Regions from separate parts of the Homo sapiens genome. Here all the other regions are linked to region 1. The links are chromatin loops, found by intact Hi-C in ENCODE. Cell type or tissue: mammary epithelial cell. All regions are shown on one strand. Each heading gives the region's core, and the rest is flanking DNA. Links, peaks and the distances in the headings are about the cores only. Region 1 overlaps THADA (THADA armadillo repeat containing). Region 2 has its middle 17 kb from the start of TRI-TAT2-1. Region 3 has its middle 49 kb from the start of TRI-TAT2-1. Region 4 overlaps LINC01819 (long intergenic non-protein coding RNA 1819). Region 5 overlaps LOC112268413 (a long non-coding RNA gene).

Evidence for each region. Hi-C counts contacts between places; a loop is a spot of excess contacts. Peaks named below come from ENCODE experiments on the same cell type or tissue, not always from the same donor. Only the 100,000 strongest peaks of a DNase experiment are listed, where the experiment ranks them.
Region 2: it touches region 1 in a loop (11-fold over the local background); 48 of 110 quality-filtered maps call a loop at or near these places.
Region 3: a loop joins it to region 1, with 4 times the contacts of the local background. A loop is called at or near these places in 16 of 110 quality-filtered maps.
Region 4: it touches region 1 in a loop (14-fold over the local background); 5 of 110 quality-filtered maps call a loop at or near these places.
Region 5: it touches region 1 in a loop (22-fold over the local background); 51 of 110 quality-filtered maps call a loop at or near these places.

What each region holds. Positions count from the first base shown.
Region 1 is chr2:43,539,226-43,545,409 of GRCh38, reverse strand. It overlaps THADA (THADA armadillo repeat containing), which reads left to right. Exons shown (of 38, transcript NM_022065.5): 21 at 4,094-4,251. Among named protein-coding and RNA genes, the nearest start is that of THADA, 54 kb to the left of the region's middle. In mammary epithelial cell, for the core only: a CTCF peak has its summit at 2,931 (motif pointing right); DNase peaks (open chromatin) are centred at 3,999 and 5,269; H3K27ac peaks cover 1,918 bases.
Region 2 is chr2:42,824,241-42,830,424 of GRCh38, reverse strand. It overlaps the pseudogene CHORDC1P1. Among named protein-coding and RNA genes, the nearest start is that of TRI-TAT2-1, 17 kb to the right of the region's middle. In mammary epithelial cell, for the core only: CTCF peaks have their summits at 1,394 (motif pointing left) and 2,637 (motif pointing left); DNase peaks (open chromatin) are centred at 1,404 and 2,624; H3K4me3 peaks cover 205 bases.
Region 3 is chr2:42,856,581-42,862,764 of GRCh38, reverse strand. No RefSeq gene overlaps it. Among named protein-coding and RNA genes, the nearest start is that of TRI-TAT2-1, 49 kb to the right of the region's middle. RefSeq lists an enhancer at 4,943-5,530. In mammary epithelial cell, for the core only: a CTCF peak has its summit at 3,621 (motif pointing left); a DNase peak (open chromatin) is centred at 3,624.
Region 4 is chr2:43,022,012-43,028,195 of GRCh38, reverse strand. It overlaps LINC01819 (long intergenic non-protein coding RNA 1819), which reads left to right. Exons shown (of 6, transcript NR_110585.1): 6 at 11-343. Among named protein-coding and RNA genes, the nearest start is that of LINC01819, 14 kb to the left of the region's middle. RefSeq lists enhancers at 377-1,192, 1,193-2,009. In mammary epithelial cell, for the core only: a CTCF peak has its summit at 3,527 (motif pointing left); no DNase peak of the experiment used is centred there; H3K27ac peaks cover 232 bases.
Region 5 is chr2:42,944,107-42,950,290 of GRCh38, reverse strand. All of the region lies in intron 1 of LOC112268413 (a long non-coding RNA gene), which reads right to left. Among named protein-coding and RNA genes, the nearest start is that of LINC01819, 92 kb to the left of the region's middle. RefSeq lists an enhancer at 3,941-4,740. In mammary epithelial cell, for the core only: a CTCF peak has its summit at 3,269 (motif pointing left); DNase peaks (open chromatin) are centred at 3,260 and 5,340.

The DNA.
Region 1 (6,184 bases), core at 778-5,777:
GAATCCTCCCTAACTCATTTTATGAGGCCAGCATCATCCTGATACCAAAGCCAGGCAGAGACACAACCAAAAAAGAGAATTATAGACCAATATCCTTGATGAACATTGATGCAAAAATCCTCAATAAAATACTGGCAAACCGAATCCAGCAGCACATTAAAAAGCTTATCCACCATGATCAAGTGGGCTTCATCCCTGGGATGCAAGGCTGGTTCAATATATGCAAATCAATAAATGTAATCCAGGATATAAACAGAACGAAAGACAAAAACCACATGATTATCTCAATAGATGCAGAAAAGGCCTTTGACAAAATTCAACAACGCTTCATGCTAAAAACTCAATAAATTAGATATTGATGGGACGTATCTCAAAATAATAAGAGCTATCTGTGACAAACCCACAGCGAATGTCATACTGAATGGGCGAAAACTGGAAGCATTCCCTTTGAAAACTGGCACAAGACAGGGATGCCCTCTCTCACCACTCCTATTCAACATAGTGTTGGAAGTTCTGGCCAGGGCAATTAGGCAGGAGAAGGAAATAAAGGGTATTCAGTTAGGAAAAGAGGAAGTCAAATTGTCCCTGTTTGCAGATGACATGATTGTATATCTAGAAAACCCCATTTTCTCAGCCCAAAATCTCCTTAAGCTGATAAGCAACTTCAGCAAAGTCTCAGGATACAAAATCAATGTACAAAAATCACAAGCATTCTTATACACCAATAACAGACAAACAGAGAGCCAAATCATGAGTGAACTCCCATTCACAATTGCTTCAAAGAGAATAAAATACCTAGGAATCCAACTTACAAGGGACGTGAAGGACCTCTTCAAGGAGAACTACAAACCACTGCTCAATGAAATAAAAGAGGATACAAGGAAATGGAAGAACATTCCATGCTCATGGGTAGGAAGAATCAATATCATGAAAGTGGCCATACTGCCCAAGGTAATTTATAGATTCAATGCCATCCCCATCAAGCTACCAATGCCTTTCTTCACAGAATTGGAAAAAACTACTTTACAGTTCATATGGCACCAAAAAAGAGCCCGCATTGCCAAGTCAATCCTAAGCCAAAAGAACAAAGCTGGAGGCATCATGCTACCTGACTTCAAACTATGCTATAAGGCTACAGTAACCAAAACAGCGTGGTACTGGTACCAAAACAGAGATATAGATCAATGGAACAGAACAGAGCCCTCAGAAATAACGCCACTCTTATCTACAACTACCTGATCTTTGACAAACCTGAGAAAAACAAGCAATGGGGGAGAGGATTCCCTATTTAATAAATGGTGCTGGGAAAACAGGCTAGCCATATGTAGAAAGCTGAAACTGGATCCCTTCCTTACACCTTATACAAAAATTAATTCAAGACGGATTAAAGACTTAAACTTTAGACCTAAAACCATAAAAACCCTAGAAGAAAACCTAGGCATTACCATTCAGGACATAGGCATGGGCAAGGACTTCATGTCTAAAACACCAAAAGCAATGGCAACAAAAGCCAAAATTGACAAATGGGATCTAATTAAACTAAAGAGCTTCTGCACAGCAAAAGAAACTACCATCAGAGTGAACAGGCAACCTACAAAATGGGAGAAAATTTTCGCAACCTACTCATCTGACAAAGGGCTAATATGCAGAATCTACAATGAACTCAAAACAAATTTACAAGAAAAAAACAACCCCATCAAAAAGTGGGCAAAGGACATGAACAGAACTTCTCAAAAGAAGACATTTATGCAGCCAGAAAACACATGAAAAAATGCTCACCATCACTGGCCATCAGAGAAATGCAAATCAAAACCACAATGAGATACCATCTCACACCAGGTAGAATGGCAATCATTAAAAAGTCAGGAAACAACAGGTGCTGGAGAGGATGTGGAGAAATAGGAACACTTTTACACTGTTGGTGGGACTGTAAACTAGTTCAACCATTGTGGAAGTCAGTGTGGCGATTCCTCAGGGATCTAGAACTAGAAATACCATTTGAGCCAGCCATCCCATTACTGGGTATATACCCAAAGGACTATAAATCATGCTGCTATAAAGACACATGCACATGTATGTTTATTGCGGCACTATTCACAATAGCAAAGACTTGGAAGCAACCCAAATGTCCAACAATGATAGACTGGATTAAGAAAATGTGGCATATATACACCATGGAATACTATGCAGCCATAAAAAATGATGAGTTCATGTCCTTTGTAGGGACATGGATGAAATTGGAAATCATCATTCTCAGTAAACTATCGCAAGAACAAAAAACGAAACACCACATATTCTCACTCATAGGTGGGAATTGAACAATGAGAACACATGGGCACAGGAAGGGGAACATCACACTCTGGGGACTGTTGTGGGGTGGGGGGAGGGGGGAGGAGGGAGGGATAGCTTTAGGAGATATACCTAATGCTAAATGAGTAGTTAATGGGTGCAGCACACCAGCATGGCACATGTATACATATGTAACTAACCTGCACATTGTGCACATGTACCCTAAAACTTAAAGTATAATAATAATAAAATTAAATTAAATTAAAGAAGACTTTCACCAGCCTATTAGGTGCTGTTGTGCAGCGAACAAGCTGTTAGAACAGAAAGCCTTGGAGTGATAAAACCTGCCTTGACAGCCCAGGTGATATAAGAGCAGTGCTATATAATGAACCTGGGTTTGGGCAGCAATCAACTTCTCCCAGCAATGTGGTTCATTGTCTGCTGTGAGAGTTCTTAAAGTCAAGCAGGCTTTTAAAGGAAACAAACCTTATTAGTAAAATGGGAGCTGCTTTGTTGTGTCAAGCTTCCAGAATTCGAGTTCTTACATCTTGTTTGATCATTAGTTGTTACTGAATTTTCTGCAGTGCTGTAAAACGTCATCAGAAGCAGCAATTTCTTAGTGATGTATTACATATTCTACATTCTCCACTAGGTGGGGATATTGTCTTGCAAAAAATTATCTCCACACTTAAATTTTTAAATTACACAAAATAATGTATAAATGTAATTATAGCCTATTGTAATAGTTTCAAACAACAGAGGTACATATGAATTAAAAACAAATTAAATTCCTCCAAGGTTTCCTCTCCAATTCCATGTCTTCCTTCTTTAGTGCAATATATTATTTTGTACTTATTTTATATGTTTATGTGTATGTACACTTACCCATTTAATGCATTGGGCTTTTTAAATAAAAACACAAATGAGGTTACCCTATAAGTACCATTTTGTCAGCGTGCTCTTTTATTTAATATAATAGTTCATCTTGGATTTTAAAAAAATATCAGTACCAAAAATACTCCTAAAACTAGAATAAGAGAGTAAGTAAGGCTAATTATAGCTTATTGGCCATGGGAATTAAATATATTTTGAAAGATAATTTGTATTTTCCTTTGATTTTAAAAGTTATATTCTACTCCTTTACTAATGCAACAGTCATGCTCACCAAAATAAATAAGGAGTGTATTTATTATAGTCATCCATATCATACTTTATGACAGAGAGGCAGAGTTTGTTTAATCTTTGGAAATTAAAGATTAAACAAGTTTTGGAACAATATTGTGTTTTATTTTAAAATTTAATTTGAAAATAATAAATTAAAATACTGGGCCTGGCATGGTGGCTCATGTCTATAATCCCAGCACTTTGGGAGGCCCAAGCGAGAGAATTGCTTTAGTCCAGGAGGTGATGTGGTGAAACCCTGTCTTTACAAAAAAATACAAAAATTAACTGGGTGTGGTGGCGCATACCTGTAGTCCCAGCTACTAGGGAGGCTGAAGTAGAAGGATTGCATGAGCCTGGGAGGTCAAGGCTGCAGTGAGCCATGAGCATGCTACTGCACCCCAGCCTGGGTGACAGAGCGAGACCCTGTCTCCAAAAAAGAAAAAAAAAAAAACTTAGCATGATTTCTTCTCATAACACATGCTCGACAAATGTTAGCTTCTTTCCTTCTGAGTAAATATAACATGACAAATCGGGTTTGTTCAAGCAGATTATTCTTGGGGAAATTATGAATAAGCTTGTTTTTAGAAACCTGGGATATGAGTAATCAAGGTTGCAATCGTTGTGTTTTTTTTTGTTTAAGGTAAAGAAGTAAAAACATGTGATGTAACTGCGCAGATGGTGCTGGTATGTTGTTGGAGAAGTATGAAGGAAGTTGCTTTACTTTTAGGCATGTTGTGCCAGCTTCTGCCCATGCAGCCTGTGCCAGAATCTTCTGATGGATTATTGACGGTGGAGCAGGTAAGGCACATGTTTATTCCACCATGTATAATTTCTGGTCAACGCATAAATCACTTTTTTTTTTATAACCCAACTCTAAAAAAAGGTTTAAAATTTTTCTTGAATAAAATCATACAAATGTTAACTGAAGAAAGTTCATGGTAATTTAGAATGTTAGACTTTATAATACATTTCAAAACTGTGGCATTTTTAGAAATTTTTTCTAAGGTATATAAATAACTGTAGATTTTACCTCACTTTTAACTGTAGTTTTATCTCTAATTTTTATTTCTCCATTTCACATACACAGACTTAAACTTTAGCTTAAAATTGTCTTATTTAGTAAAACTCCACAAATCTCTTAAATTTTGGAAAGAAAAAAAGTAACATGTTGGTTGATTATGGATCTCATGTTTCCCACTGCATTGATAATAAAGTTGTAGTCTTGGTTTTTTTGGCTGACTTTTGTTTTAAGACCACAAAGTTAGTTCACCATCTGGGACTGTTCAAGTGACTTGAGTGCGGTGTTTACAAGAAGTTAGCTTACCACAAGCATTTCATTTGGAAATATTTTAGATTTATTAGATTTCTGTTTTTAATTGATTCCCTCTTCCTTTCCATATGGTTTTGACAAATCCATTTCCCACCATTTTTCAGCAAAGATATATAACATGTACTTTCATTTTTAACTTTTTAAAAATAAAGGCAACTTTTTCCCTAGGGTGTTACAATTCAAGAACAAAACAAATATTGTAGTATGCTAATGCTGATTATTTCTATAATAACCACATGACTAGTTCCATGGAAATAATGCTAATACTTTTTTTCTCACACTCTGTGGCTTATGTTGCATGCATCTGGTTAACAGCTGCGCTTGTGATGTTGCAAGGCCTTGAGATGAAGAAAGGCAAAGGCGCACAGGACATTTCAGGCATCATTATGTTCCTTATTCTCTTCCAAATCAAATAGGCGTCAGTGTCCTAGAGTTACTTGCAGTCATTGCTGGTGACTGGCTGTAGTGCCAATGCCAACATCTTTGCTGAGGAATCCAGCTATGATTAATGATTACTTCACTGATGTTCACCATCTTGCTAAGAAGTAAACATGTGCTAGAGGCCTTTGATTTCCCAACTTCTCTTTCCAAGGACAAGTTAAAACATTTAGTTTTTTGGGTTTGTTGGGTAGTGTTTAAAAAACAAATTAAGGGAAGTGTATTTTGCTTTTACTGTAACTAAGACGTGAAAGCTTCCTATGAACATTATTTTGCCTTGACACTTTTCACATAGCACCCAAATCTTATGTATTTAATTTGTGTGCGACAGCCGTGTTAAAATTGGGAATTAATGTAAAATAAGAGATGTTTGTTAAAAAAAAAAACAATTATCACAAAAAGACAGGTTCTTATAAACCAAAGAATTCTTCCAGTGACTGCTTAAATAAAAAATAAGATCCTGACTGTTTTTCTGTAAAACATTAGTTTCCGTTGTAATGAGGTCCAGTCATTTTTCTATGTTGCCATTCACATGGTAACCTCACATACATAGGCGTGAGAAGAAACTGATGACTGAATGAGCGATGAACTGTATATGTAATAGCAGTGTTCTAACACTGGAACCCCGTCCCCTATGAAAAACTTGATTCTTCGTATTGCTGACTTTAGCTAAAGAAATGTCTCAGTTTAGGAGTCAATAAAAATCCAAAGTCATCAAGAAATTAGTGTTATTTACATTACTGGAGAATTCCTGCTTTTAAACATAACCTTTTGCCCCATGAACTTCCTTTAAATTAATAATAATTAAATATACTTACATGTGCTTAAAACCTTTAAGAGTTAAAAATATAAATGACAGAGAAGAACATCATTTACATTGGAATGGCTGGGCCACACCTGAGGTACACCCTTCCAAGAGCATAGTTGCCCTGGCAAAGCTAGATCTGTGCCTAGTGGTAAAAC
Region 2 (6,184 bases), core at 438-5,437, 710 kb after region 1:
AGAATGCACAGAAGAAAAAATGTGGTAATGTTTGGTATTTGACATGCAAAATAGGATTATGCTGCAGATCAAAAGTCTTCTAAAGCAGGCTATTCTTTTGAGAGCATGTTTCCTGGATTCCCTCATCCCTCTCCTTGGGTGTGGCCCTGGAATTTTATGTAATGGATGACTGAGCAAGAAGAGGAAGAGTGTTGGTCCCCTCCTTCCTGCCCAGGGGATGGTACGAAGGGGATTAGAAGGATAACAAGCAGAGCCAAGCACTGGCCCACTCACCCCTCCCTGAGAGAAAGAAGCCCTTGTCCCCAACTCACATTGGAACTCTGGGAAGAAGTGGCATCCCAGGCAGCTGCAAACCAACTCGGCCTCTGCCTCCAGCACCAGGGCTCCCCGGTAAGGGAGAGGCACCACTAAAGTTCAGCTTTCAAAGCCAACTTCCATTCCTGTGAGCCAGCAGCCCTACTGGGGCCATGGTGGCACAGCTAGGAGACTTGGTGGGGAGGAGGGGCCCAGGTGCAGGAGGGCTGGCCAGCCAGGGGCGCCACATGGGCTCTAGTCAGATCAGGAGGGACTGGACCATGAGTTTCATAAACTCAGCTTCTAGTATGATCAGTGGCCAGGAGGGACAGGGGACCTTGCTGGGTCTAGAGGACACCACACCCCAGGATCCCAACTCATGCCTCCTACCAGATGCCACACAAGCTGCCCTTGACTGTCTACAAAACCCCAACAGCACCACAGTGGGAGAAGCTGGGCAAAGCAGTCTGAGAACTAAGCATTTTATCCAAGAGAAATTAATAAGATCACTTAACAAGACCGGCTAAACTCTCTGGCCCCAGGATGTTCAAATCAAGTTGAAAATTTCATTGTTTTTCTCGCTTATCATCAGGCAGGGGTTGGAAGAAAGGCCAGATTCATTATAGACTCATAAATAAGGAAATTACCTTTTTTTTGCACAAATAAATTATAGAGTGAATTAAGTTTTCAACTCTGTTGCACACACAAAAATAGAGGAATTCCTGCTGCCCCACTGCAATGCTGGCTGACTTTTCCAACCAAAGACAAGGACCCAAGCCTTCTGGATCCCCAGTTCCCTCCTCCAGGTGGTGGGGGACACCGTTGTGGCAGAGAGAGGTAAGGTCCCCCTTCAGCCTAAGTGGTCACATTAGCCCTCTTGGGCTCATGCACCAGATCCTGCTCTCCTGGCTTATCTGTGTTTCTTTGAGGGGAGGAATGAGATTTTCATTTTCTTTCCAGGCCCTTCCCATTCAGGGCATTTCAGATCCCTCCTTCCCATGACCCCTGAAATGAATTGGGTGAAGAATGGTCCCCTGCCCTACACGCTGCATGTCTGGGAGAGGCCAGAGGTGGAGCCGGCACATGCAAAGGCAATGCTGCCACCTGCTGGCGCCACGAAGAGACACAGCAAAGGTGGGCAACCAAACCCCATTAGCCCTGGGGGAACTGCACAAGGATGTCTTGCAGCTGAATGGTACCTTTTTCCAATGCAGCTTCTTACCTGTTCCCTCATTTAGTCATCCAGTATGCCGGCTGGAACAAGAACATCATCCCATTTTATGGACGAGACAACTGACACCCATGAAAGGGCAGAATGCTGACTGAGGTCACATGTGTGGGGATGGCTTGAAGGCAATGCTCAGTCTCCTGCTTCCCAGCCAAGAGTTGTGTCCCCTCGTCAGTGCTCAGATGAGGTGTCTCAGAAAACGAGGGACCCCTATGAACAAGGTTTACGGGGCCATCCTCAACATCCAGGGAGGAAGAGTGAGGGCGGAGGGCACCAAGCAGTAATGCCCACCCTGCAGCTGGCTCAGGGCCTGATACACGTGTACAGCAACTCTGTTTCCCAAGGGTTCACACACCTTCCACACAGATTTTGTGGGTTTTTTTGTAGAGAAGGGGGTTTGTCCTGTTGCCCAGGCTGGTCTCGAACCCCTGGGCACAAGTGTGATGTTACTTTTCGATAAAGATCTGGAAGAGCTGACTCCTGCCCTAGGCCCGTGAGTCCTAATCTAAAAAACAGACGGTGAAAGAGGCAAGAGTCATCTTCCCAAATGGCAGCTGCAGGCGAAGTAGGTGGGGGGAACTCGCAGACGATGTTGTGTGGTCAGCAGGTGTGAGATGACCGGGCTGCATCCTCTCCCGCTGGGTGCTCAGCACTCGACTCTCCTCTTTGTTCCTGGCTCTTCCAGCCCAGGTCTTCATTTGGCGGAAACAGCCTGGAGGACAGAAAAAGTGCCTCTTCTCTGCCCGAGACCCTTCCCACGCGCACACGCCATGGGGAAGCAGCTCTTCCCTTTTCCCGACGTGGGAGATGACTGGGCCGGTGGGAAATCCCATGATTCCCCGGCAGCGGTCCATGTCCCTCCTGACAGCGGTCAGCGGTCAGCCTCACTTCCAGGACTCTGCATTGTCCCAAGCCTCCTCCTCTCCAGACCTTCTTCGCACCTCTCCCCGCGATTCTTGTCCTGGTAGGGTCCAGGAAACGCTGAAAGCTACGGATAGGCCCCCACGTTGCCCCGCAGGGTGCGGATGAAATCGCTGTCGGAGGCTGGTCCTGTGGCCGGCCCTGCCTGTCTCCTGGACCGAGAGGAGCCTTCTATGGCAGAGCCGCAGCGCCACCGTGTGGTAGAAGTCCGTCTGCACGGCCAGAAACGGCGGCTCAGAGCGGGCCCACAGAAATCCTTGTAATAGTCCACTGTCAAGGCCGGTGCTAGCGACACGGGAGTGGCAAATGCACCCTCTTGCCGTTCCCGGTGTTTGGGCCTTGCCTGTGACGGTGGGAAAAGAAAATGGCCTTGCTGTGCTACAACCGGGGCTGCGGTCAGCGCTTCGATCCTGAGATCAATTCCGATGATGCTTGCATATGCCACCCAGGTGTTCCAGTCTTTCACGATGCATTAAGGATTGGTCTTGATATAAGAGAAGAACAATTGATTTTTCTGATTTCTTAAGCATTGTAGGCTGTACAAAAGGTAGACATAATAGTGAGAAGCCACATGAGCCAGTCAAACCTGAAGTAAAGACTACTGAGAAGAAAGAACTATCTGAATTGAAACCCAAATTTCAGGAACACATCATTCAAGCCCCGAAGCCAGTAGAAGCAATCAAAAGGCCAAGCCCAGATGCACCAATGACAAATTTGGAATTAAAAATATCTGCCTCACCTGATAAACTTAAACTGTCATCAGGGAATGAAGAAGATAAGAAAGAAGAAGAGGCCAAGCGTGGTGGCTCACGCCTGTAATCCCATCACTTTGGGAGGCCGAGGCGGGCGGATCACAAGGTCAGAAGATCAAGACCATCCTGGCCAACATGGTGAAACCCCGTCTCTATTAAAAATACAAAATATTAGCCGGGCGTGGTGGTGCACACCTGTAGTCCCAGCTACTTGGGAGGCTGAGGCATGGGAATTGCTTGAACCTGGGAGGCAGAGGTTGCAGTGAGCCAAGATTGCACCACTGCACTCCAGCCTGGCAACAGAGCAAGACTCCACCAGAAAAAAAAAAAAAAAACAAAAAGAGAGCAACAAGACTGATGAAATTAAGATTGGGACCTCATGTAAGAATGGAGGGTGTTCAAAGACATATCGGGGTCTAGAGAGTCTAGAAGAAGTCTGTGTGTATCATTCTGGAGTACCTATTTTCCATGAGGGGATGAAATACTGGAGCTGTTGTAGAAGAAAAACTTCTGATTTTAATACATTCTTAGCCCAAGAGGGCTGTTCAACAGGGAAACACATATGGGCTAAAAAGGATGCTGGGGAAAATGTTCCACGTAGAGAGGACTGGCATCAGACTGAAGGTGAAGTTACCATTTCAGTATATGCTAAAAATTCACTTCCAGAACTTAGCCGAGTAGAAGTAAATAGCACGTTGTTAAATGTGCACATTGGATTTGAAGGAGAGAAGGGATTTCATCAAAATGTGAAATTATGGGGTGTGACTGATGTAAAGTGAAGTTATGTAACTATGACTGCAACAAAGATTGAGATCACTATGAGAAAAGCTGAACCGATGCAGTGGGCAAGCCTTGAACTGCCTGCAGCCAAAAAGCAGGAAAAACAAAAAGACAACACAACAGATTGAGCGGGACATGGGAGGAAGGCTATTACGTATTTCAGAATTCTTAATACTGTGTGAAGTGGTGACTTGCTGCTGTCATCTTTTGTTTTGTTGTTGTGTTACTCAATCGGGCATTTCAGGGTTAACATTAGGTTCTTAAAAGCCAAAGTCAGTTTGTCTTTTTGTGCCTCTCACCTTTCTTTTGTGTTATGTAAGATTGATTATTCGTTTCTCCTTACTGGTAGGAACCATAGTTGTGTCCTGTACTTGAAGAAGCTAGAAAATCTCCCATAACCATAATTGCAGTATTTCTTCGTATTTCTCTGTTAAGCAGAGAAATATTAAGAACATGATATTTACTTCTTTCTATTATTCCATAATTAGTAAAGGAAGATGAAGTGTCCATTTTTAATCAGTTTTTACATGGATTTATGTTCTTACATTATTTGAAAATATTTAAGAAAGAGATGAAGCTCTGCAGTTTTTTCTATGTGGGATGATTACTTTTTTAAGGAAGATTAATTCTGAGGTAGTGTAGTAAGTAAAGAGGAATATATAAATTGTTTAACAAATTAGAATTTGTTTACAACTAATTGAATTTTTAAATTACGTCAAAACTTACATTACTTGCCAAGCAGTATGATGTAAGAGTATAGGAAACATAAAATAAGAATACAGAGGTATCAATTTGGTTAAAATTCACCATTTTAGGCTGGGCACGGTGGCTCACGCCTGTAATCCCAGCACTTTGGGAGGTCGAGGTGGGAGGATCACAAGGTCAGGAGTTCGAGACCAGCCTGGCCAATATGGTGAACCCTCGTCTCTACTAAAAATACAAAAAAATTAGCTGGGCATGGTGGCACATGCCTGTAATCCCAGCTACTTGGAAGGCTGAGGCAGGAGAATTGCTTGAATCTGGGAGGCAGAGGTTGCAGTGAGCCGAGATCACGCCACTGAACTCCAGCCTGGGTGACAGAGCAAGATTCTGTCTAAAAAAAAAAAAAAAAAATTCACCATTTTATAAGACTAAGCAATAATCTTAAAAATCTCTTTCCTGAATATTTAAATGTGTTTCTATGGTGTTATGACTAAACTGTTAATTATTTAGAGATTAAACCCTCTTAAAAACCTTTAATTAGTTACATATAGAAAGAAATTATAGGCCGGGCGCAGTGGCTCATGCCTGTAATCCCAGCACTTTGGGAGGCCAAGGAGGGCAGATCATGAGGTCAGGAGTTTGAGACCATCCTGACCAACATGGTGAAACGCCGTCTCTACTAAAAATATAAAAATTAGCCAGGCGTGGTGGCATGTGCCTGTAATTCCAGCTACTCGAGAGGCTGAGGCAGGAGAATTGCTTGAATCTGGGAGGAAGAGGTTGCAGTGAGCCGAGATCACGCCACTGCACTCCAGCCAGGGTGACAGATCGAGAATCCATCTCAAAAAAAAAAAAAAAAAAAGAAAGAAAGAAATTACATATATCTTGCCTCCCTGATGGAAAACTATATAAAATTGTAGACTTAAAAGGTTTGTGGAAATACATTAGGATATCAGAAAACTAAATATATGGACTTGTTTTATGACTATGACATGTTAAATAAAATAGTTTAATTCTTTTTTTAAAAAAATTAGTTCACTGTCTAGTCACTGGGGTGTTCCCTAGATCCCAGGAGAGAGCCCCATCCCCCTGGACTGAGGGACATCTGTCAAGATAAGGTCCCAGCCACATCTCTGCCCCCCGCCCCCAGCCTTAGCAAAACACCTAGAAAGGGCCAGGTTTCTGAGTCAGGTGGATTTTGTTGCTCCCATCTCCTCCGTTTTGCAGATGTCTGAGCTTGGGCAATTACAGAACCATTATCAAGCCTCAGTGTCTTGTCTCTAAAATGGGAGTCATGAAAGGCTTCTGAGGAATAAATTAGATAATAAAAAATGTAGAGTAGCAGACAGCTCATTGCAGGTGTCTAAGAAACAACGGTTTCCTTCCCCTTCTGTCTGGGCTTAGAGCCTGAGAAACCCAGACTGGCTCAAAGGCAAGGCCAGGAAGACAGCCAAAAACAAATGCCTAGGATGAGAAACGTTCCCCCTCAGCTCCTGCAGGAAACTAT
Region 3 (6,184 bases), core at 705-5,704, 680 kb after region 1:
TGGCTTTCTCCAGGCCCCCCGTGAGATAGAACAAGTCCCCCCTGCCCTCAGTGGCCCCTCAACCAGACCAACACACCTCCTTCCTACCTGGGTTGTGGTGAACTCTGTTCTCTAAATGACCAGGCCTGGCCCTCAAGATGTTACAGGAAGATTTCTGTTAGCAAATCCCCTGCTCTTTCCACAAAGCCTGAGTTTCCCCACCAGTATCTCAATAGTGAGGTCAAGGAAGTCAGCTCTGAGCCTAAAGATGGCTACCTTCCTTTCCTTTCCTGTGGCAGTCAGTCTCATGGCTCAGCCTCTGAGGTGGAAGGCTGCAAGGAAACAGGATTTAGGAAACAGTAAAAAGAAATCCATTCAAATGGTTTAGATAAGCCAGGCGCAGTGGCTCATGACTGTAATCCCAGCACTTTGGGAGGCTGAGGAGGGAGGATTACTTGAGCCCGAGTTCAAGACCAGCCTAGGCAACATAGCGAGACCTCATCTGTACAAAAAAAAAAAAAAAGAACACAAAAATTAGCTGAGTGTGGTGACGCATGCCTGTAGTACCAGCTACTCGGGAGGCTGAGGTGGGAGGATCACCTGAACCTGGGAGGTGGAGGCTGCAGTGAGCCATGATCACACCATTGCACTCCAGCCTGGGTGACAGAACAAGACTCTGTCTCAAAAAAAAAAAAAAAAAAAGGTTAAAATGATACATGTTACTGATGCTAAGTGTTACTGTGTGTTTTTTCACCACAAGGGGTTTTGGGGGGTTTTTTTGGGCAGCGGGGGGTGGGGGAGATGGGGTATGAGAAAGAGCTTGTTCAAGTAATTAAATATAAGGATGAGGCTAGGCAGGGTGGGGGGTGGGGACACGACCCACAGAAAGCACAAGTCCCTTGGGACCCTCCTCCTCTGCCCGCATTTCAGAGGCTACAGCCAAATCTGGAACCAGGTCCCAGCGACCACTAGCTCCTGTGGGGAGGAGTGGGTACAGGTTTCTCCAGGGCCCTGGACCCAGGGACATAGAGGAGTTCTCGAACCCACAGCCCTACCTGCCCTGTCTGCAGACAGGCACCAACCAGGGCTGGGGCCAATCAAGAGAAATCTAGAGGAAAACACAAAGGAAAACTAAAAAAGACACAGCAGAATAGAACAAGGCATCTCACTAACACTGCCAGAGAGAGGAGAGTTCGAGGGCACAGATGAAGAAGACAGGGGCAGCCCTGCAGGGACATCCCAGGAGGCCAAGGGTAGGAGGCTGGACAGGGTAGACCCTCCAAGCCCAGGTCCAGAAGGGTATTCCCTGCCTCCCCAACCGAGGACTCCAGGCACCCATCCCTGGATCCTGCAAGGCCAAGGCAGGGTCCAGGTGCATGCTGCCAACCATAAGTTTTTAAAAATATTTTAATTTAAATTTTTTAGATTTTAAATTTTAATTTTTTAGTCAAATTTGTTGAAAAAAATAGAAAATTCAAATCCACATGTGTTGCCAATTAATTTTCCCCTTACTTCACCTTCTACAGAAGGGCTATGAAGTAGGGTGGGCTGGCACCACTCAGTGCCTACAACCCACTTCTCCTAATTTTGCTCCTTGTGATATTTCTGTTTTCTCCTTCTTCGGGATTCTTAGATCAGTTGCCGTCCTCGTCCTCCTAAGGAAGGAAGGATGTTTCACCACCACCCAACCTGCTGGAATGGGGCTTAAGAGTAGCCCCATCCTTCTCATGTGACCTTCTCGCCCCAGACCCCAATACAATCCTCTCACTTTCTTCCTGCCATAGGTACACAGAACTCAAGAGCCTTGATATATGCACGATATGTTCAATGGCATTCAGGAATTGGAATGACTGCATAGAACAGGAAACCCAGATCACAGAGGCATAAACAAAAGAGGAACTCATTTTTCTGTCACATGATGAAAAGGTCAAAGGCTGGAAATTCAGGGCAGCCCAGCATCTCCACGATGTTGTCCAGATCCTGGGCTCATCCTGGCCTTCTCTTCTGCTACTATAGGGTATGACTTTTGAACTCATGCTCACAAAATGGTTGCTGAAGTTACCACCATCACATCCATAGTCCAGGCAAGAGGAAAGGTTAATGGTGCTGGTGTGTGCACTAGCTGAATGTCCACCTTTTAAGGAACTTTGCTAGAAGCTCAACCCAACCACTCATGCTTCACCTCATTATCCAGAACTGAATTATGTGGCTATCCTTAGCTTCAAGATGAGACTAGAAAATGAAGTATTTTAGCTGGGCCAATTGCCAACCCTAACGAGTTGAGATTCTATATAGCAGAGGAGAGTTGAGAGTTGGTCAGGAATTGGCAGCCCTGTCACATATGCCTAATTCCAGTGCTGTTATTGGAAGTACCAAGGCTGGCAGCTTCCACACTGGGTCTTCAGTCGCTCATGTCTTCTGTGTCTGCCTTCATTCCTCTACTCAGATGGCAAACCTCTTTGTAAACAGAGAAAACATGTTCATCATTTTCATTACTCCCTCTTCCCAACCCCAACCTTCCAATCCTACTGTACCAGCTCAATAAATGCTTACTTTAGAAAGAAAAAGCAGTAACACTCACTATTAACCATATATGCCTTGGGACAAACTTTCCATTTCTTATTTGAATCACTGTTTTTATCGTGTATTGCATTGTCATTTTCCATTTCGTGAGCTTAAGTAGCAACTCCTCAAGTCAGCTATAAATTCCTAACAGTCTAGAAGTGCCCAATCCAGTGACTTTCACACGGTGAATGCTTTCATGACTTGTAGAGTTTATTTGGCCTGAGTTCTAGTCATTATCAGTAACCACAACAATAGTAATTTCATACCTTTATGATGCTTCGAAGTTTACACAACTTCCTTTATACACATTCTCTCACTTGGTCTTTTAAGTAACTCTTTTAAGTAAGGCTGCTGTAATTATCCCTTTTTCACAGACAATGAAATGGAGGCTAAGAGAAGGTATATTGCTTGCCCAGAGGCATGAAGTCAGTGTTTGAACTGGAACTTAAATACAGGTCTTTGACTTCAAATCCAGCAGTTTTCCATCAAACTTGAGGCCTCGATTCTCTCACTTTCAAAAATGAAGAAATTAATTTAGATTATTTCAATGCAGCACTGTCCATTAGAAATAGAATATGAGACACATATAATTTAAACTTTTCTAGTAGTCACATTTAAAAAGGAAAAAGAGACAGGCGAAATGAATTTTAATAAACTTTTATTTAACTCAACTCAAAATATTTCAACATGCAATCTTCATATTAATAAGACTTTTTTTGCTTTTGAAAGCTAATTTTTTTATTTATGTCTTTAAGTCATAGGAACTTCTAAAGAATGAAAGCCAATGTGTTTATGACACTTTCAGCACATCACAATTTAACCACTTTTCAGGTGCTCAAAAGCCACACATGGCTAGTGGTCACCATATTGGAAAGCTCAGCTGTAATGTTTGAAGGGTAAATTTAACTTTAAAACAAGCTCCTATATCTAAGATTTCGTGATCAAATTATTTTAGAAATTATCTAAAAGAGTTATTTTCTGTACATTCTTGCAATAAAGGAGAACTGCCTGTTCAACAACTATCCCCCTGTAGAAAACTGGCTTTGCCTAGATCCATCACAAAGCACCACTGCCATCTGGTGGTAGACTCTTGAATTGCCAGCAAATTCCCCAAGAGGAAATAATCAGGCTCTCGGAATGAGTTTATCAAAGCAGTAGAAACTGACTCCACATAATCCAGGAGAATTTGTTGAAGAATGCACAATGCTGGGCCCTGCTGAATCAAAATCTCCAGGACAAATCCCAAACACCCAGATTTTCAGTAAATGTCCCCAGTGGTCATTCACACTGAAACTTGAGAATGGTTGATCTAAAGGACATGCCTATATAATACAACCATAGAAAATTCAGTGACAGTAAATGTCAGAAGAGGACTCATTCTTTCCTGATACTGTTCTGATATTTGTCAGACTGCTAATTTCTTAGTTTCTACATAGAAAAAAAAACCCCACCCCCAATATATACACACACACACACACAGTTGGAAAGAATCCATAATCCCATCACTTTTTTCAAAACTTAAAGGAAGAAAGAAGTCTATGTGGCCACTCCATCTCCGACCCCCCCACCCCCAACACACACACACACCCCTAAGACACAACTCTGTAACAGTTACATATAGCTCAGGCCCTCACAGCCGTGTCCCCACTCCCAGCCTCTGCTCTCACCCTGCTCCCTCCACACCCAAGTTCCAGCCAGGCCAGTGCCTTCACAGCTCTCCCCCTTCACCTCACTCCCCTTCTGAGACTTTGCAGAGCTGTCCCCTCCATCTGGAACAGCAGTCACCATCCTACCCTCCAGCCCCCATGACTTGTCCCTCATAATGCAGCTCAGGCATCAGCTACTCAGGAAGCCCCTTGGGGAGCCCTCTAGACTGTGCTGGGTCCCCCTCCTTCCCCCCGAAGTGCCCCATATGGTAGCTGTATTGTCTGACTTCTCCACACAACTGTAAGCTCCTTATGGGGCAGGGCTGCGTCTCTTGTCTCTGTATCTCTGCCACCTAGAAAAAACTCTGCCACAAAGCAGGCATTGTTAAGAATTTGCTGAGTGAATAAATGTTTTCTTTTCCTTTCTTTTCTTTTCTTCTTTTTTGAGACAGGGTCTTGCTCGGTCTCTCAGGCTGGAGTGCAGTGGCACGATCATGGCTCACTGCAGCCCTGAACTCCTGGGCTCAAGCGATCCTCCCACCTCAGCCTCCTGATTAGCTGGGATTAGCATGCATCACCACACTCGGCTATTTCTTTTTTATTTTTCTTTATTACTTTTGTTTTATTTTATAGAGATGGGGCTCTCTGTGTTGTCCAGGCTGGTCTCGAACGTGTGGGCTCAAGCCATCTTCCTGCCTCCGCCTCCCAAACTGCTGGGATTGCAGGTGTGAGCCACCACGCCCAGCCATAAATAAATGTTTTCAAAAGCATCAAGTAGTCCCTCTGATTTTTAAATGATAATGCTAGTTCTGATGAGTTGACGACACTAAGCAGTGTGGACCTTTACTGGAGTCTCAGTAATGTCAGCTTCCAGCTCTGAGGACGGAGCTGCAGACGTTATGACGGCTGACCAGAAGCGTTTGTGTCGGGGACTAGGGAGGGCAGTGATTTGGGCACCATGAACACAGTGAGACACGGACGGGTGCAGGAAGAGGGCAGTAACAGAGTAACCCGGGAATGCCGTCCCCACCTCCCAGGAAGGGATCCATTTCCCCAGAGGACAGAGGCCTGCTGCATCTCGCCCAGCTAATCTGACAGAAGCCAGCTGCAGCACTAGGCCTGCCCCCGGGAAGGCATGCTGAGGCCGGGAACCACATGCCACTGTTTGCCCCTGGGGGACAGGGGCACAGGGAGAGGGTAATTGACTTGTCTCCCAAGTTTATTTATTAATTCCTAGCTGCACCATTTGATGTGGTTTCCAGGAGGCACGCCGTTGAAATGTGCCGCCCTTCCCCATCCTGGCTGCAGTGGCCCCAGGGAGATGGGTGAAGCTCAGAGCCAGCCCACAAGTCAGACCAGGTGCAGGCAGGGGACTAGGAAGGGTGCCCACCATGCAGGGAGGCTTGCCGGCCCCAGCGCAGGCAGCAGGCCATGGCATGGGGTAGGGTGCAAGGCAACAGTGGACGGTGTGCTGGGGAGCCTGAGACGATGCGCCTCGGGACAAGTGGCCGCAGCTCTCTGCTTCAGCTTCCCCAGCTGTGAAAAGGAAAAATGAGTGGCGGCAGCTGCCACTTCGTAGAGCTGAGTGAGAATACCAACGTGCTGAGGGTAGGAAGTGCTGTTACAAGTCAGGGGCACCCCGCAACTGTCGAATGTTCCAGACGGGCAAGTGTGTATCTCTAAGTGCCGGGTCTAGGCCTAACTTTGCTCCTCATTTTATGTTTTCCGAATTTCCCGTGCTTCCTACAATTAGCATGAATAAGCTGTATAACCAGGGAAACATTAGACTAAAGAGAATGGGAAGCGTGTGGCCCAGAGATGGAGCCACGTCTCAACAAGCAGGGTGGTTACAGGGTGGAGGGAGAAAGGGGGTGATCCCTCCAACCCAGGCTTGAGCGAGGAAGGACACCTCAGATGCAGGGAGAGGGTGGAGCCTGAAGGGTAAAGGGAGGGGGCGATGACTTGAATGAAGGTAGCCATAGACCCCAAACAGA
Region 4 (6,184 bases), core at 520-5,519, 520 kb after region 1:
CTCTTAACAGGGCAACAGGGACTTAGCGCGTGCAATCAAGGATCTCCAGATGGGGATAACCCAGGTGTGCCCAACCTAATCTCAGTGTCCTTGGAAGAGGGATGCAGAAGGAGTCAGAATCAGAGAAGAAGGTGACACGATGAAGGAATCCGAAATTAGAGTGATGCTCTTTGAAGATGGAGGAAGGGACCACAAGCTGAGAAATAGAGGTGGCCACTAGACACTGAAAAAGGCAAGGAAGTGGATTCTCCCCTGGAGCCTCCAGAAGGAACCAGCTCTGCCGACACCTTGACATTAGCCCATTGAGACTGATTTAAGGGCTGCTGGCCTCCAGAATTGTAAGAGAATAAACGTGTGTTGTTTAAGGCCCTTGGTTAGTAGCGATTTGCTACAGCAGCTGCAGAAACCTAATAAGTATAGGTTCCACCTAGAGACGCAGAACTAGCCAGCGGCCGATCCTGCTCCGGGACCCTGCAGGCCCCAGCTCTATGGAATCCTGTCGCACACGGGATGGACGTGGGCTAGAGGCGGAGGTGAGGCCCCAAGGAGGCCCACAGACCAGGGCCTCCAGGGAATGTGCGTGAGTGCGCAGGGGTGCGTGTGTGAGAAGGGGAGGAACTTGTCTTCTTCGTGCATTGGGGATTTTCTAGGCAGACAATCCTCCAAAGTCATGTCAACATTTTTCTCTCCAGGAAAAAATAACTCAAGTCTCTATCAGAAACGTCAGAGTTTCACATGCACACCAGTAGACAGACTTGTGGGTGCCAGCGAGAAATGAGCTGCACCCTGGCCCTGGGCACCTTTCATCTTCAGCGGGCGGGGAGCTAGGCAGAGGGGGTGGGGGGAACCAACACAGCCACTGTGGACACATTGTGCCATCTGGACTTCCCCAGAGCTCTGGGAGTCCTATGGCGGGAGTGGCCCCACCCCTACCACACAATGCTTCCCACTTCCACCAAATCTCTGGGAAGATTCAACACATTTCTTAGCAGCCGAGAGCCATTGGAATTTCCAGCCTTATCCCAGATGTGAGGCTGACCACGATGGGAGTTTGGCTTTGTAAGGCATCTGGGGGGCTGGCAGTGCCCTCAGGCCCCCCAGCACTGGCCCGGCTGGGCTAACGTGCGTGATCCTCCTCACTCTGGGTCCTGCTGTTGGGCTTTCTGTGGCGAGCCGAAGAGAGCCCATGCATGTGGTTTTCGCACATGTGGAGAGGGCTGGGGGGCCTGAAGCCAGCAGGGTGGAGCCCCACAGTCAGGAAGAGACAGACAGCCTCTGGGGCCAGGAGTGGGGGCCGTGACAGGACGGGAATCCAGAGGGGTAAGGGGACTGAGGGAGAGCCAGAGAGGAGCGTTCAGGGAGAGTGGACACAAGCCTGAGGTCTGGCGGGGGCTAGATGTGGAGCCGGTTGGGTGGGGATGAGGGAGGCTCAGGGGTTTAGGGGCTCAAGGGCTTGGTGTGAGCTGGGGTCATAGCTGGTGCCTGGCCACGGGCTGCTGGGAGGGTAGGAAGCGAGGACAATGACCCTTTACCCAGCCAGTGAGCCCTAGTTCCTGGTGCCAAGAGCTGCTCACTCCAGGGCCAGTATTGTGGGAGGCAGGTAGAGAGCTGCAGTGGGGGAAATGCATGCCCATGGCTGGCTCACCCGTGTCGGGGAGAAAGGCAGTGGCCATGAGGGAAAGCACAGGGGAAAGCCCTCCAGGGCCAGCGGGCTCTTCAGCAGGAATGCGGGTCCTCAATGGGTGAAACCATGGGGGGAATAGGAATGTCACCCCTTTTTGCCAGTCTGTCTGTGATTGTCCTCTTTGTTAGAATAATGGCCCCCTGAAGATGTCCACATCCTAATCCCTAGAACCTGTGAATGTCACCTCAAAGGCAAAAGGGACTTGTAGATGTAATTCTGTTAAGGGTCTTAAGATGGGGAGATTATCATGGATTATCTGGGAAGGCCCAACATCATCACAAGGGTCCACATAAGAGGGAGGCAGGAAGGTCAAAGGCAGTGAAAAGGCATGTGCGAGCAGACAGAAGGGAGACTTGAAGATATCACGTGCAGCTGATTTCATTTGTTTGTTTTTGTTTAGAAACAGGGACTGGCACTGTTGCCAAGGCTGGAGTGCAGTGGTGTGATCTCGGTTCACTGCAACCTCTGCCTCCTGGGCTCAAGTGATCCTCCCACTTTAGCTTCCTGAGTAGCTGGAACTACAGGCGTGTACCACCACACTGGCTAATTTTTAAAATTTTTGTAGAGATGGGGTCTCACTATACTGCCCAGGCTCAGCTGACTTTGAAGATGGAGGCAGGGGCCCCAAGCCAAGGAATGCAGGTGGCCTCTAGAAGTGGGAAAGGCAAGGAAATGGGTTCTCCCCTAGATCCTCCAGAAGGAGAGCAGCCCTGCCAACACCTTGTTTTTAGCCCAAAGATGCTGATTTTGCCCTTCTGGCCTCCAGAGCTGTATAAATTTGTGTTGCTTTAAGCCGCTAAGTTGGTGGCGATTTGTTACAGCAGCAGTGGGAAGTAAACACACCTTCCCATCATGTGGTAGGCTCCAGACTCTGCCCTACTCCCTGCGGCAAGGATTTTCAGCGTGACATGGGTAAGGGGCCTCCCTTCTGCCTGCCCCCCAGCACTGACTGAGCTCCAGTGCAGGGCCTCAGGCCAGGAGCAGAGCTAGGCCTTGTCCAGGGCTTTTCCTTGCACTTTCCCTCATGGCCACTGCCTTTGCTCACCCATGGGTGAGTCAGCCATGGGCATGTGGTTCCCCCACTGCAGCTCTCTGCCTCCCACCATACTCTGTGGCTCCACTGCCCCCCGCAACAATGAGAATAATGTTTACCAGCTACAGAGAGAGAGGGAGAGGGAGAGAGAGAGAGAGAGAGAGAGAGAGAGAGAGAGAGAGAGCGCGAGAGCGAGCGAGAGAGCGCTCTGGAAGGCCTTGCTTCCTGGGAACTGGTTGTCAGCAACACCTGCTGTAAATGAGGTTTTAACAAACAAATTCAGGGTCTGTGCTAAGGAAGGGGCAGGAGGTGGCCAGGTTGGGTCAGTGTGTGTGGACATGGGACAGTACAGACGACCCCACATCCCTGCCTCCTAGAATGTTGAGATGTCAAAGCATCCCCTTCCCCAGGTCACTTATTTTTCTCCTCTCTCCTTACAAGCCCAAGCATAGACAACTATGCACAAATGATGCAGGACTCACTTGCACACAGATATACGCAGGGCCACAAGCAGTGCCAACATGTGCGAAGATGGAATGGGCAAACATACACGCAGAGACACCACCCAGCACACTTACAAACATGCATGCACCCACAGACACCTACACACCCATAAATGCACATACACCCACTTCCCGCACTTACATACCCCCACACGGATGCACACAAATACAGACACACCTATGCATGAGTCAAGACCACCCATGCAGTGGACCCCTGGACATCTGTGAGCAGGGCGGAAGGTGCAGGGCATCCTTCCATTCCCTCCCCCACCCCAAGCCCTCTGCTCCCTGCTCTGGAGACCTCTGCTGGTGAGGCCAGGAACGGACGGCCAGCCCCTCCTTGGCTCTGGAGCTGAAGGAGGGGAGATGGGAAAAGAGGGACCAACCAGGGCCACCTCCCAGGCTTTCGGCACTGCTGACTCCACCTGGCCCAAAGGACTTTATTCACTCTCCAATTCCAGCACCGAAGGAGAGATTTCTCCTGCAAAGATCTCTCTTGGGCTTTTTGCTGACCCAGGCCCACCCTGTTCTATCAGTGGACACTTCTAGTGTTTCTGCTGCGGAGGAGGGGGTTTCCCTCTACAGAACAAGGCTCCTTCACTTTCCCATGCTGGCTCCTCACACCCCCCTCACCCCCCCAGGGCTGTTTTGTGGCCGTCCTGGGCAGGCAGTCTTCCTCCCTGCTGCCCACTGGATATCTGAGTGGGCTCGTAGCTCCCTGTTCGAACCTCCACCCCCTATGGCCCCTCATAGGTCCTACCCTCCTGTTCTCAAGGGCTTTTTCTTTCCATTTTGTCCTGCAGGAAGGGGAGGAAGTGAAGATCTTCAGACTAAGATGGATGAAGCTGAATTCAGATCTCAGCTCCAAGGTAGGATGGCAGCTCTCAACAGCTCTCAGCAGCTCTTAACCTCTTGGGCAGCTAACCTAACTGCCCTCAGCCTCAGTTGCACCAGGTGGAATGGAGCTTATGATAGTGCCCTGGCAGGGAGATGAAATGAGATAACATGCTCAGTGCCCAGCACCCAGAAGCTTCCCAGGGTGCCATCTTTCGGAGGCACTCCAACATCACTGGAAATAAAAGGAGACCAAGAAAACCATATCTGCAACTCCTCTATGGGACAGTTGCATGTTTTAATGAGTGGTTTGCAATAGGGTGATTAGGGATACCCCCAAAAGAGCAGGCTAGTATAATAGCAGTCAGTCTCTAAGGAAGGTGGGGAAGGTCTCTGCAGAGTTTTTGTCTCATTGGGGTGAGAGCTGAACCGCTCAGAGGAGATGGAGTGTTGCTAACAGGGACCCTCTTCTCTGCCTACTTGGTAACGGGGACCCTCTTCTCTGTCTACTCCCTCATTCCTCCAAGCACAGATCAGTTTCTGCTACACTAAAGTGGAACATAGTAAAAGAATATGGCTTTGGTAGGATATGAAATTATTCACCTGCCTGGAGTCTCCATGTGTTTCCACTGGGCCCTTCTTGTCAGGTAGAAGTCAGTTGGGTCTGTCTCCAGTCTTGGCACTAAAACTCTCTCCAGATCCTCCACTCAACCCGGCCTCCTCACATCCTCTCTGCCTAGTCTCTGTGCTCACATCGCTACTTAACTCATCACTCCACACCTCGTTCCCCCAACCTTAGGCCACTGGCACAACCCATTTCGGAAGCCTCAAGACTTCTTCAAGGATCAGGATTTCCATTTTGGGGAAATCAGATAGTTCTCATATACTAGCCTGTTTGAAATGGCAACAGGAACAAGAAGCAGCAGCCACCATCCTGCTCAGAAAGCATCTCATGACCTTTCCTTTAAATATCTTCGTCAGGCTGTCCCGACTTTCCAATGGGTTAGATTTCAAAATGTTTCTATGAAGTGGTTTGGCATTTCACACAATGAGCCAATAGAAAGTCGAGAACTCAGGGTTATGAATGGGGCTCAGTTTTCCAGGTTGGGGCATAATAAATGCCCATTAAACCCATCTCAAAGCTGGGCTGCCATTCAGCTACACGGGAAGGACAGAAAACCCTACTGTTGCAAGACCTGTAGTAGAAATGGAAAAATCACAATGCGGATCTGGAAAAGTCAACCTATTTTCTCTTGAAAACTGATGCTTGAAGGAAAGCAGGGTTCTTAACAGGAGGATGGGCAGATGGGTGTGGCATTCTGAAGGAAAGTTTTCAAGGGCTTTTGAAGTCGAAAACTTCTATTCTTCATCATTCTAGTTATCTCTCTGACTTTCAGTCTGCCTTTTTCTTGACTTGGGGGTGGGCCTGCCCTGTCTCAGTCAGCACGTTGGCTGGGTAGACTGAACATACAGTGGGAAAAGGACCTCTTGAGGTAATTGGGGTAAGGTCGGAAGAAAGGGAGATGACCGAAGTAGGCTCTGGGATTTGGAATTTCTGTTTTAAAGATGGCCTGAGGAAGAATGAGCAGAACTGAACCCATTACAGTTTAAAACAAAAACAAAAAACAGGGAAGAATAGAGAGATTACGGAACATGTGTGACCGCCCCCCCCCCCCCCAACCTCCCAGACAAGTTCCAAGGCTGACCACCAGGTGACACCACAGGCCCAGGACAGCTTGGTTGCTGTCTGCAGTCAGTGGGGGACCTCAAGTAAGTTGGGGAGCCAGCCAGCGGTTCAGATCCGCCTTCATTCTGACTGCCCTGGAGGCAAAGCCAGCCAATGCCCTTCTCCTGCTTTCCCGGGTCACCACCTGGGCTCTCCTGAAGGGATTCTGCTGATAATCAAGGTGAGGTGGGGTGTGGAATGGTGCTCAGAGGGCCAGGGTCCAGGGAGAAGAGGCTGAATGAGGAGCAGAGGAAGGGGCTCGGGAAGGCAGTCACAGAACCCGATAGCAGAGGGGATGGAAAACAATGAACCTTTATTGAGAGTCCGCCCCCACTCACAGGTTCTGGCCAAGGGAGGCCCAGAGGGGAAATCAAGCAGCCCCACCCACAGGGCTGCCCACAGAT
Region 5 (6,184 bases), core at 779-5,778, 600 kb after region 1:
AATAAAGTGATCTAGGCTGGCCATTCCAAGTACACAATCCTCTTGGCTTGGTTGGTTCAGAGAGGGACATGTGACCTGATGATACCAACCAGAGTCTTGCTTTAAATTTTGTCTGTGGATGCTGGAGGGGGTCTGTCTTCCTCTGGGATGTTGAACAACGAGGCTCAAGAGAGCCTAAAGCAATTGCACGTAACTAAGCGATTGTTACCATTTGTCTTGGTAAAAAACAAATTTCAGGAACTAAACTCCATTTCACTGAAGCCTAAATGCATCCTAGGAGGTTTTCTAGAGCTAGTCCCTCTGAGCAAAATATATTTATGCCCCTGAATTGATCAGATCCTCCTGTTATATGGATTCATGGAGCCCAGTCACTTCCCCTCATAGTTTGCAACAATTTGTAATTAAATATATTACAAATGATATCATGCCACAAAATTTAGGATTCAAGAAATGTTACATTTCTTAAATGTTCCACATTAAGTTGCATCTGGCTAAAACCCTCCTTTGTCAAAGTTATAGAAAGTTGATGCAGAAGGTGATGCAGAAAGACCCCAGAGTTTGCCCCACCCATGAAAACATGTGTTTTTAACATAGTAGGGACTTAACTGTCAACCATGGTTGTCCCCAGTGCTGCCCACGAGACAGTAGAGGGATTAGGGCAACTTTGAGGCAGGCTTGACCTGGGGGGCATTGCTCAAGGTTCCTGAGACTGGGCATCTGGGCGCAGTTCTCCAAGGCACAGGGCAGCCCCCACCAACATCCAGGGCCCTGCCACTGCAGCACTTGATGGGGGCGGATCTCTGGGGCCCCTGCAAAACCCCTAACACCTCTCGCCTTCAGTCCAAAGAGCCTCACAAGCCCTGAAGGCCATGGCCCTCCCCTGGCCAAATCTGACTGACACTTTGTTTACCACCTCCTAAGGGGCGTAGGCCTTTCAAATCACAGGGGCAGCCCACCTGGCCTGGCAACTTCTCCATTCAGCCGGAAACACAGACCAGAGACTGTTACTTTCCTCCTCGTGATAAGGAAATCTCAAACCTCAAGAACTCAAAGGCCAGGTGCTCCAGAAGGGTAAAGGAAAAAGCAAATATTTCTTCCTTTATCTTGATAAGCCAGCAACCTAGAAAGTGGAAAAATGAGACCCGACTTCTCAACAACTTCTCATTGGCATCAAACCTACCTGTCACATATATCTGTATATGGTGGACAGGGGATCCTAGGGGCTGGTGTCTAATTTGCTCACTATTTTATCCCAGTTTTTTGGCTCACAGTAGGGCTCAGTAAATATTAGTCCAATAATTATTAATCAGAACTCTTTGTGCTCTAAGTGACAGAAATTCAAACTGAATCAAAATTTTTAAAAAGATAATTGGCCGGGTGTGGTGGCTCACGTCTGTAATCCCAGCACTTTGTGAGGCCGAGGCGGGCGGATCACGAGGTCAGGAGATCGAGACCATGCTGGCTAACACGGTGAAACCCCATCTCTACTAAAAATACAAAAATTAGCCGGGTGTGGTGGTGGGCACCTGCAGTCCCAGCTACTTGGGAGGCTGAGGCAGGAGAATGGCGTGAACCCGGGAGGCAGAGGTTGCAGTGAGCCGAGGTCACACCACTGCACTCCAGCCTGGGTGACAGAGTGAGACTCCGTCTCACAAAAAAAAAGATAATTAACTGGCCCTTGTAACTGGGGAAATTGAAGGAAGACCTGACTTCAGGCAAGATTGGAACAACAATATGGTGGAGTATGATTTTCTCTCCAGCTCTATGGCCACCTTTACATGTTAGTTTCATTCCCCCAACAGCTTCTTCCTCATATCCTTGGGCAATGGCTCCAGCAGCTTCCAACTCTCTTGGTCATCACTCAGCATCTCAGAGGAAGACAGATCCTCTTTCCAGCATCTATAGCTTGAATCTTAAGCAAGACTCTGATTGCATGATGTGTCTATCCCTGAACCAGTCACTTGGCCGGGAGGACTGTGTGCTCAGAATGACCACCTGGGTCATGTGCCCAGCTCTGGGTGATGGTGGAGAGGCATCATAAGAAAGAACTTCACCAAGAACTGGTTTGGCTCCTGGAATATAAAGGGAGCTATGACCAGCTATATTTGCTTTGGTTTCCTTATCTGTGAGGTAATGGCATTGGACTACATGGGCTTCAGAGCAGGCAAAGAGAGAAAGGGTTGGCAGAAGCATCAGATGTCCTCCATATAGTGTTGGGAGCTGAGGCTGGGCGGGCTATGCATTCAGTTGGGTTCAGTGATGGTGGGTGTATTAGTTAGGGTAAGAAAGCTGCTGTAACAAACAACCCCCACCTCCCAATAGCTCAACATACCAAACTCAGTCACACCACAGTCCAAAGCATGGTGATGGGGTATTCATCTCCATGCAGTCATAGAGGGCCCCCTTATTTTAGCAACATCCTCATTCCCTAGAGTTCTGGAGTCTTGTGCTTGTAGTTGCACTGATGGGGAAGGAGTGGAGGTGGTACGTGGAAGATGATACAGGAACTGTTGGAGGCCAGGCCTGGAATAGATGTACCTTACTCCTGCCCAATAGCCATTGGCCAGAACTTGGTAGCTGCACATGGTAATAGCAAGGCAGGCTAGAAAATGTGTCCAGAAAGAAAAGCAAACAGAGTTTGGTGAGTTCCTAGTCCTGCTGCATTGCGGGAGGACTGAGGTGGGTTTAGGAGGTGGCAGGGGCAGCGGGGTAGGATGTGGTGGACCTGAAACTCTAGGCTGCCTGCCTCCAGATTTTTCACTTGGGCAGGTCATTTCAATTGAGGCAGATTTTTCAGCTGAGACTGAGCTCTCTGGGCCTCAGTGTCCCCAACTGTCAAATGTAACAAAGCCACCTCTAAAGCCCCTTCCCATGTAAACATTCTCTGCTTCGCCCACTGCCTAGAGCCTCCATTGCTCTGCGCAGCTCTGTTTCCCTGATCTTATTATCTCTGACCTCCCCTTTAACTTCACAATGCCCCTATTCCAGCCCTCCTTTCATCCCTATCTGCTTTATTTTTTTTCTCCATAGCACCTATCATCTGACGCGCCAAATGTTTTTCTCATCTATTCATTGTCTTCCTGCATGAGAATGAAGCTCCCAGGAGGCACAGATTTTTGTGTTTAGTTCACTGCTCTATCCCAAGAACTTAGAAAAGGGCTTGGCACATTGAAAGCACTCAGTAAATACTTGTGGAATGAATGAATGAATGACTTTTAAAACTGTTCCATCAAGTCATTCATAACAGAGCAACGCTGCCATCTGGTGCCAGAAACTTGAATTGCAAGCACAAACTGGAGCCGGGGAGGGAAACTGTGCCCAGGGACAAGCCTTGCCAAATTAACCCTATTTCATTGCTTCAGACACCACGGTCTGACTCTGGAGGGCTCAACAGTCCCGTGGGGTCTGGTTTTCTGTCCTATGTGTGTTCCCCTCCAGATCGCCACGTGACATCTGAGCCATTCATTAGGTTCTCAGAGGCATCAGGCACTCCGCGCTTGCTCTGTTTCTGCTCAAGTAACATCTGGGGACCGCTGTGTCTTAGAAGATGGGCTATCAGGGAAAAGATTCCAGCCCTGAGAGAGGATGAAAGAGAGAACGTATGGTGGGGGCTAGTAGGGAGGACCAAGGGGAGGGTGGGGAAGAAGGAAAGGCCTCTGTGGAGGAGACCAGGCCCACCTCCAGCTTCACTCCACGTTTGCTTTGGTCTCCTTATCTGCGAGGTGACAGCCTTGGACTAGGTGAGCTTCAGACCATAACTCAGCCTAGCCCTAAAATCCCACAATTCTTTTTTTTTTTTTTTTTTTTTTTTTTTTTGAGACAGTCTCACTCTTGTCGCCCAGGCTGGAGTGCAGTGGCGCGATCTCGGCTCACTGCAAGCTCCGCCTCCTGGGTTCACGCCATTCTCCTGCCTCAGCATCCCAAGTAGCTGGGACTACAGGCACCAGCCACCAAAGCCCAGCTAATTTTTTGTGTTTTTTAGTAGAGAAGGGGGTTTCACCGTGTTAGCCAGGATGGTCTCGATCTCCTGACCGCGTGATCCACCAGCCTCGGCCTCCCAAAATGTTGGCATTACAGGCGTGAGCCACCGCGCCTGGCCAAAAATCCCACGATTCTTAAGAAAGACCAGAAGGTTCATGGTACATCTAACTTCTGGATTAATGCCTAGAAGACGGGTTTCAGCCACTGGTCAGAGGCTGGCGTCCTCAGTCAGGGGGTCTCCTCATTAATAGGCAGGTGATCTAATTCAGTGGGGGTCTCTCCAAGAGGACACTCCAGCTTCCCTCTTGAGCCTTGCCCCTGCTGGGGCTGAGCACCAGCAGTGTGGCCCCGTGCTCTTAGTGTCTTGCAGCCAGGAGCACCACCACCTCCTCCCCCCTCATGCCCCCACACCTATGTGTGTTTGTGCTGCTCCTTTCGAAAGCCTAAGGACTGGCTCTGGCTAATCTCTGATGTCTCTTGGGTCTCTGAGGTCTGTATGAGCCAGGTTGGCTGCTCAGGGCATGAAGGAAGGGGCCCCGGAGGGACTTCTCCCCTTTCTTTCAGAGCTTTGGTTGTTGGTGACAGGAGCAGCTTCAGTGGCTCTGCCGATGCCTGCAAACCTTTCTTCCTGGCCTCCACCCCAGCTCCCTTCAGCACAGATGTGTAGGGCACCTTCCAAGATGCTGTGGGATTTAGAAGATAGTTTGGGCTCTGACCCCGAAGGGCTCCTTGTGAGTGGGGGCATGCCCCGTGCAGCACAGCAAACGAGCTGTGGCCATGCATGTGCGAACAAGCATCGAAGTCAGGAGTCCAGGCTGACAGGAGAGTTGCTTGGGAAGCCTTCTGGAGGGGTGGGGTCCCTACGGCTTCTGAGTCCACCCACACTGAAGCACTGAAGTAGAGTATCTGAGGCCTTGGGGGCAACCACCTTGCCCCAGCTCCTCTTAGCACCCAGAGTCAGGGGGAGTGACACCTGTGAGCCTCGCCCCGCCCCAATGTGGGGGTCACTGAAATGCGGGCCTGGCCGCCTCATGACACTAGAGCACCTGTATGTCCAGAATGCGGTAGGGACTCACAGAGACCCACCTTTTTCCTCCTTCCGTGCCCTTCCATCTCTTATTCTCCTACCCCCACCAGAGGCTCCTCTTCCCTCTGCCCCTGGGAGTCAGCTCGCTCAGGGTCCCCTGCCGTGCCCACTGCCCTCCCTCCCTGTGCAGCCTTGCTGTTCCTCCAACCTGGCAACTGGCTCCTATGTACTTCTAGGAGCACTTGCCCAGTGGAATAATGGGCCGGATTGTCTGTGGTCAATTCATCACCACTATCCCTTTCCAAGGTCTTCTCTGTGGCTCTGAGAGAAGCTAGGAACTACAATTCCCAGAATGCCCTGCTTGTGGGGCTACATCTTTTCTGGCTTGGTATTGGGCAGGTGGAAGAGAAGGAGAGGTCATTATTAAATCTAAATCAGATGAAGAGCTTTCTATAAACTGCACACCAGACTTCGAAGACTTTGTACAAGAAAATGTAAAATGTCTAACTAATAATTTTTATATTACTCCCATATTGGAATGATAACCTTTTATGATATATTGGGTTAAATAAAATGTATTAAAACTCATTTTGTCTCTTTTTGGTACTTTTAAATGTGACTGCTGAAAAATTCTAAAGTACATAAGTAGTTCACATTAGAAGTCTACTGAACAGAGCTGGTTTAAAGTATGCTGGTTTAAACTATGGTTTAAAGGGGCTGGGCGCAGGGGCTCACACCTGTAATCCCAGCACTTTGGGAGGCCAAGGCCGTTGGATCACTTGAGGTCAGGAGTTCCAGACCAGCGTGGCCAACATGGTGAAACCCAGTCTCTACTAATATTACAAAATTTAACCAGGCATGGGGGTGGATGCCTGTAATCCCAGCTACTCAGGAGGCTGAGGCACAAGAATCTCTTGAACCTGGTAGGCGGAGGTTGCAGTGAGCCAAGATCCTGCCATTGCACTCCAGCCTGGGTGACAGATTGAAACTGTGTCTCAGAAAAATAATGATAACTAAATAAAAAAATAGAGTGTGCTTGGGGATAGAAGAGGCACATACAAAGCCCTTCATAGCCACCTGAGATGATAAACAATGTTACATGTTGAATGGGGATTACTACCACATGAGAGTGGTGCAGACGTTGAGAGTTAAGAGCTTAAGGGATAAAAGGAGGTC